2 separate regions of the Homo sapiens genome follow, and region 1 is linked to region 2. The links are chromatin contacts, found by Hi-C in ENCODE. All regions are on one chromosome and are shown on one strand. Each heading gives the region's core, a stretch centred on a gene start or an enhancer-like site at or near the end of the contact. The rest is flanking DNA. Distances are from core to core; before and after follow the strand shown. Region 1 holds the start of ADSS1 (adenylosuccinate synthase 1). Region 2 holds the start of CLBA1 (clathrin binding box of aftiphilin containing 1).

Region 1 (2,780 bases), core at 99-2,598, 260 kb before region 2:
GCCCAGTGGAAGAAGAGGGGACTGGGGACATGGGTGCAGGGGGCAGGAGGCCAGGCTTCAAACAGCCCCTCTCCCCCAGGCTGGGGCACGGTCAGGTGCCAAGAGAGGAGGGGTGGGGAGGCTGCAGGCAGGGGTGGGCAGTGGTGTCCTTGGCTGCACCTGAATCACTAACTCAGTGTGAGCGACCTTTGCTGTGACAGGCCCAAGCTCCACTCCTTCCTCACAGGGAGTGTCCCGTCTCCATGGACTCCCTGTCACTAGCCTTGGAGTTGCCCTGAGCCCAAGGGGCCTCGTGGCTCCAGGCTCTTTGGCAACTGAGAGCCGTCAGGGAGGGAACAAAGGACCCCGCCTCCCTGCTCTGAAGCAAGAACCTGATTCTCTTTTCCGCCCTTGGGGCCCCAGGACCCTTCTCTTGGCCACCAGGGCTGGCTTCCTCCAAGCCTCATCTACTTGGGAGGGGTGGGGCGGGATGGGTGAGACAGGACAACCAGCCGGGAACACGGGAGCCTCGCAGACCATCGCCTCCCTCTGGGGCCTAGTCCCTCCACAGGCTGGGCCGGGAAGGTCTGGTGTGGGACCTCTTGGGAACCTGGGCCCCACGGTGGCGTGCATCCCTGGGGGTTGCTCCCATGCCAGCCAGGTGACGCTGACAGGATGGGTCCCTTTACCCCAGACTTGGGTGCTGAGGGCCGGAGCTCCATGCTGGAGCCCGCCTGCTCGCTACAGCCAGGCCCGAGCCACAGCGCGCCCGGGCGGGACGCGGGGCCCCTGCCGTGGGGCAGAAGTGCGGGCAGTTGCGGGGACACAAAGTCCTCGGAGAGGACGCGCTGCGCGGCTCTTCGCGGCCGCCAGGGGGCGCGCCCGCGCCCAGGGCACTCGGGGTTCCACGGGGGGCAGGTGCGCTCCTCGAGAGTGCGGACCCTCTAGGTGGGGTGCAGGACGCAGCTCCCCTTTTGCAAACCGCACTCCTTCCCTGGAGGGAACGACCACCCCTGCAGTTGCTGGAACCCCGAAGTCCTGGGCCCGGCAAGGGCTTGGTGGGGGGTGAGGTCGCGGTGCACAAGCCCTGGTCCCCGACGGGCTAGCGAGAAACTGCCTCCGTTGGCAAATTCGTGGGGGCGGCTCCCCAGGCCATCTGCCTGCCTGGCCGTTGGTCCGTGCGGCCCCTCACCCCTAAAGTGCTCGAGACTCAACTGGGCTTCCCGGGCAGCGGCGAGGGGGCGGGGATGTGGCGGCCGGAGGTCACCGGGGCGTCACTGCGCCCGCCCTGGCCCTCCCCCGGCCCGCCCCCTGCCCCGCCCCCTGCCCCGGCCCGGCTCCATTTAATGGCGCGGACGCCGGCGGCGGCGGGCTCCTGGCCGGGCCAGCGCAGCGGAAGAGCCAAGCCAGCATGTCGGGGACCCGAGCCTCCAACGACCGGCCCCCCGGCGCAGGCGGCGTCAAGCGGGGGCGGCTGCAGCAGGAGGCGGCGGCGACCGGCTCCCGCGTGACGGTGGTGCTGGGCGCGCAGTGGGGGGACGAGGGCAAAGGCAAGGTGGTGGACCTGCTGGCCACGGACGCCGACATCATCAGCCGCTGCCAGGTGCGGGCTGGGGCGCCGGGTCCCTCCCCCACCGCCCAGCGAGCCCCCCTCCCCCGACCCAGACGGCCCCTGTCCTCCCATGCCCTGGCCGGTCACTCACCCGCTTGGATGCCTTCCTTCCGGGAGCACCTTTCCCAGGGCCACCCCACCCACGCACGCACACGCACCACTCACACAACCCCCGACCCACACACACCGCCCTCCTTCCACCCACCCCTACTCCACCACCCCGGCAGCGGGCCAGGGCACAGCTATAAATACAAGTCGCTGAGTTGGGGACACCCGATCCTTAGGGGGTGGCGCATGCCATGGGTGTGACGCTGGACCCTCCATGGGGGAACCAGAGGACCCAGCCCCAGGATGGTTTGAGGACCCCCAAGACACCCCCCTTCCTCATTTACAGTGATCACCTGGGGCCTGTCTGGGTCTGGGATAGGGCTTACCTGGCTCCCCGCAAGGTCTGCAGGTGGTGGAGGGGGTAAAAGCTGCCTGCTGGGTGGGGGTGACCCCGGTGAGTCAGCCAAGGAGAGGCAGAGGTGGAAGGGGGCCAGGCCGTCCTGGGGGGCAATTGGGGCCGCGCCTGAGGGAGGGTGCTTGGGACGATCCTAGCCAGACATGGGAGAGGGAGGGCCACAGACTTCTGGCCAGGGTGACCCCGTGGCTGGCAGTGCCACCGAGGAGGCCAGACCTGCTTTGTCCCCCAGGGCCCAGGGCTGGGCCTCTGCCAGCCGGCAGCTGCTCTCAGCGCCCCCATCTGTTCTGACTGAGCTGCACACTGGGCACTCTCTCGGGCCGCCACCCTGGGGCTACATGCCCCATGCCAGGGCAGCCAAGTCTGCTGCCCATGGGCTGACTTACAGCTCCAGGCACAAAGGGGTCAACTTTGGGATGCACGCGTCTGGGGTTTGGAGCCTGCCTGGGGCTGCTGCCAATAATGGAACAAGGGCCCCCGCACCGTCCCTTCTCCGGGTTCTGTGGCCTCCTTCCTGAGCTCCAGAGAGGAGGGCTGGGGCCCAAGACGAAGGGAGTCAGCCCAGCACCCTGTGTGGCTCAGGGCTGTCCGAGCCCCTCCTGCCGGAAGGGACTGTGGCTTCCTAGAAAGTTCTTCCTGGAACAGTGGGGGACCTCCCCCCTTGCTCTCCGTCCTAAGCAGCAGGCAAGCACATCCCTCGCTCCAGAGATCCCCCAGGTCCTAGAG
Region 2 (2,700 bases), core at 184-2,683:
GGTCTACAAACCCAGCCAGCTCCTGATCACCATCCTTAGGGTCACTGCGGTGCTGGGGTGGCCAAGCCAAGATCCAGTCCTGGGCAGTCTGACCGAAGAGCTTCCATACTGCATGGCCCGGCTGCTCTGCCCCTCAGGAAGGAGCGGGGACAGGAGGCTGGGTCTAAGGTGCAGAGAATGATCTCATCTTGTCATTTGTAAAATTAAATTGTTCTGTAGCTTGGCTGAGAAGGACCAGGGAGGGAAGGGGTGATTCAAGCAAGGACAGAGTCCAGGCAGGGCCCCAGGCCCCAGGGTGGGAGAAATGCGAGCCTGAGGTAGATAGGGGGTGGACAGTAGGTGGCATGGTTCAGGGCTTCACCAGGGCCAGGCCCTCCCCTTACCCAGAGGAGGCAGTGATGGGGGCCAGTCTGGGAAGGCCAGGGAGGAGATGGAGTCAAGGTTGACTCCTTGAGTCTGGGGGTGAGGGCAGATGGCAGAAGGCCTGGAAGCCCGGAGGGGAGCTGCCAGAGGCCAGCCTAGCTCCTTGGTCGTCCAGTGGCTGGAGAGGGGCTGTCCGTCAGCCCTGCTCTGCCCGGGTCTGGCTGGTGACAAAGGAGGGGAGCACTCCATGCGGCCTGCGAGGGAGGGGTGGAGCCTCCCCGCAGCTCCTTCCCCCAGGAATGGGGACGAGTTAGGGGCGGGCGAGGTTTTGGGATTCAGGAGTCAGCAAGACGGACTTGGCTCTCGCCAGGGACAGGTGGGGTCCTGAGGGGCCGTCGCTCAGCTGCACCCACAGAGGGGTCGGCGGCGCGGCAAGTTAGGCTGCGGGGCGCCGGGAGAAGGGGCTGCGGGTGACGGGTGCGCTGGGACGGACCTGGGGAGCTCGTCGTGAGGAAGAAAGAACCACTCTAGGGCCAGGCCCAGTGGCTCAAGCCTGTAATCCCAGCACTTTGGGAGGCCGAGGCGGGCGGATCACGAGGTCAGGAAATCGAGACCATCCTGGCTAACACGGTGAAACCCAGTCTCTATTAAAATACAAAAAAATCAGCCGGGCGTGGTGGCGGGCGCCTGTAGTCCCAGCTACTCGGGAGGCTGAGGCAGGAGAATGGCGTGAACCCGGGAGGCGGAGCTTGCAGTGAGTCGAGATCGCGCCACTGCTCTCCAGCCTGGGCGACAGAGCGAGACTCCGTCTCAAAAAAAAAAGAAAAAAAAAAAAAAGAAAGAACCACTCGGGCGGCGAACTGAGCACGGACAGAAAGCTCGAGCGGCCCGGCGCCCAGGGCTCGGCCAGTGTGGAAGCCCGATCCCACCCGCAGCGGAGGCGGCCCGGGGCAGGGAGGGCGGGTCCGGGGCGGGTCCTGAACGGCGGGGGCCGGCGCTGGCCTCGCCCCGGATGCGTGCTGACGCCACGGCGACGGACGCCGGAAGCGGAGCTGGCGCACGCCGTTGCCAGGCAACGGGGCGGCGCAGGCAGGAGGGAACGGCTGGTTGCAGGTTTCTCTCGCCCTGGTCCCGCGCGGCCCCGCCGAGGCGGCGACCAAGGTGGGTGCGGGGACTCTCGGGAGCCGTGGGCCAGGCGCTTAGCCGGCCACCTCGGGCCCTGTCCAGGCCCAGGCGTTCCAGGGCTGCTCTGCGGGCCGCGTGCGAGAGGGACTCTCGGGAGGCCCCGGGGCGCCGCACCCACTCCTTCCCACTTGGGACTCCCGCGGGCGCCCGGCTCTCGCTCCTCTGGCCAGCGTGGGCCTCCCAGGCCCCCTCGCGGCTCTCTCCAGAGCAGGAGCCCCACCTTGGGCCGCCCCTCTCACACCTGCCGTGGGTCTGGTACGCGCCTCTGTGTCGGACTCCGCGCCCGCCTGCGTGGGAGGAAGCCAGGACTCCCGGGCGACCGGGCCATTCCTGTGGTTTGTGTCAGTTCCACAGCAGCACGTGGGCACTTTCCACCGTCAGCCACTGGGCAGCCCGGGGCACTCCTGCAGCGTCCCCTGGCCCTCTCCAGGGCAGGGGAAGGTTGGGCAGTCCTGGGCGGCCAGCACCCCGGCGTGCATGTCTCCTGAGCAGCTGCCCATCGGGCCTCTGCTGGCCTGGGGGCTCCAAGATGCAAGGCCGGCGGGAGCTGGGGGGAGAGCCTTTGAGTGACCTCCAGGAGGAAGCAGCCAGCGCTTCCCTCCGAGTGGCACCTGAGAGGCTGAGTGATGACAGTTTGGAATGGAGACGGACCTGCCCCGACCTTCTCCTGTCCGATGGGAAAGCCAGCATCTCCATGCCCCGTGAGGGCGGTTCCACCTGCACTGCCCGATGTCCTGACCCTGGGGAACACAGCAGCACTTGGGGGGAGTTTGAAGGCTTTCGGGAATCTTCAGCCAAGTCTGGACAATTCTCACAGTCCCTTGAACTCCTCGAGGGACCCACAGAACCCCAGCCACCGAGAACCACTTCTGCCCCAAAAGAGTGCAGTTCTCACCAACCATGCCAGGGTGGACCTTGGGTGACAGGAACTTCTGCCGTCCCACCTTCTGAGGTATTTCTGCTGTGCTGTGGTCACCATGTTGAGTGGGACGTGTACACACCAAGAGGCCTACAGCCCTCGAATGCTGTGGCGTGCTGGCCAGGGAGGGGGCTGACAGCCCCAGAGCGTCTGCTTCTCTCCTGGCCTTCGTCCCTGGCCATGTGGTTGGCAGTCCCATCCTGAGGCCAGGGAAGCAATGAGTTGGCAGAGGA

What was found. A loop is a pair of places that touch in the nucleus more often than their neighbours do. Pooled maps may share reads with other maps.
Region 1: a pooled map shows a loop between it and region 2 (4-fold over the local background). The contact joins the promoter of ADSS1 here to the promoter of CLBA1 in region 2. A Hi-C loop is called at or near these places in 1 of 50 pooled maps.

What each region holds. Positions count from the first base shown.
Region 1 is chr14:104,722,881-104,725,660 of GRCh38, forward strand. It overlaps ADSS1 (adenylosuccinate synthase 1), which reads left to right and starts at 1,349. Exons shown (of 13, transcript NM_152328.5): 1 at 1,349-1,582. The coding sequence starts at 1,391. RefSeq lists a silencer at 1,156-1,565 and an enhancer at 2,396-2,780.
Region 2 is chr14:104,984,355-104,987,054 of GRCh38, forward strand. CLBA1 (clathrin binding box of aftiphilin containing 1) reads left to right here and starts at 1,434. Exons shown (of 5, transcript NM_174891.4): 1 at 1,434-2,500. The coding sequence starts at 2,078. RefSeq lists a silencer at 1,223-1,692.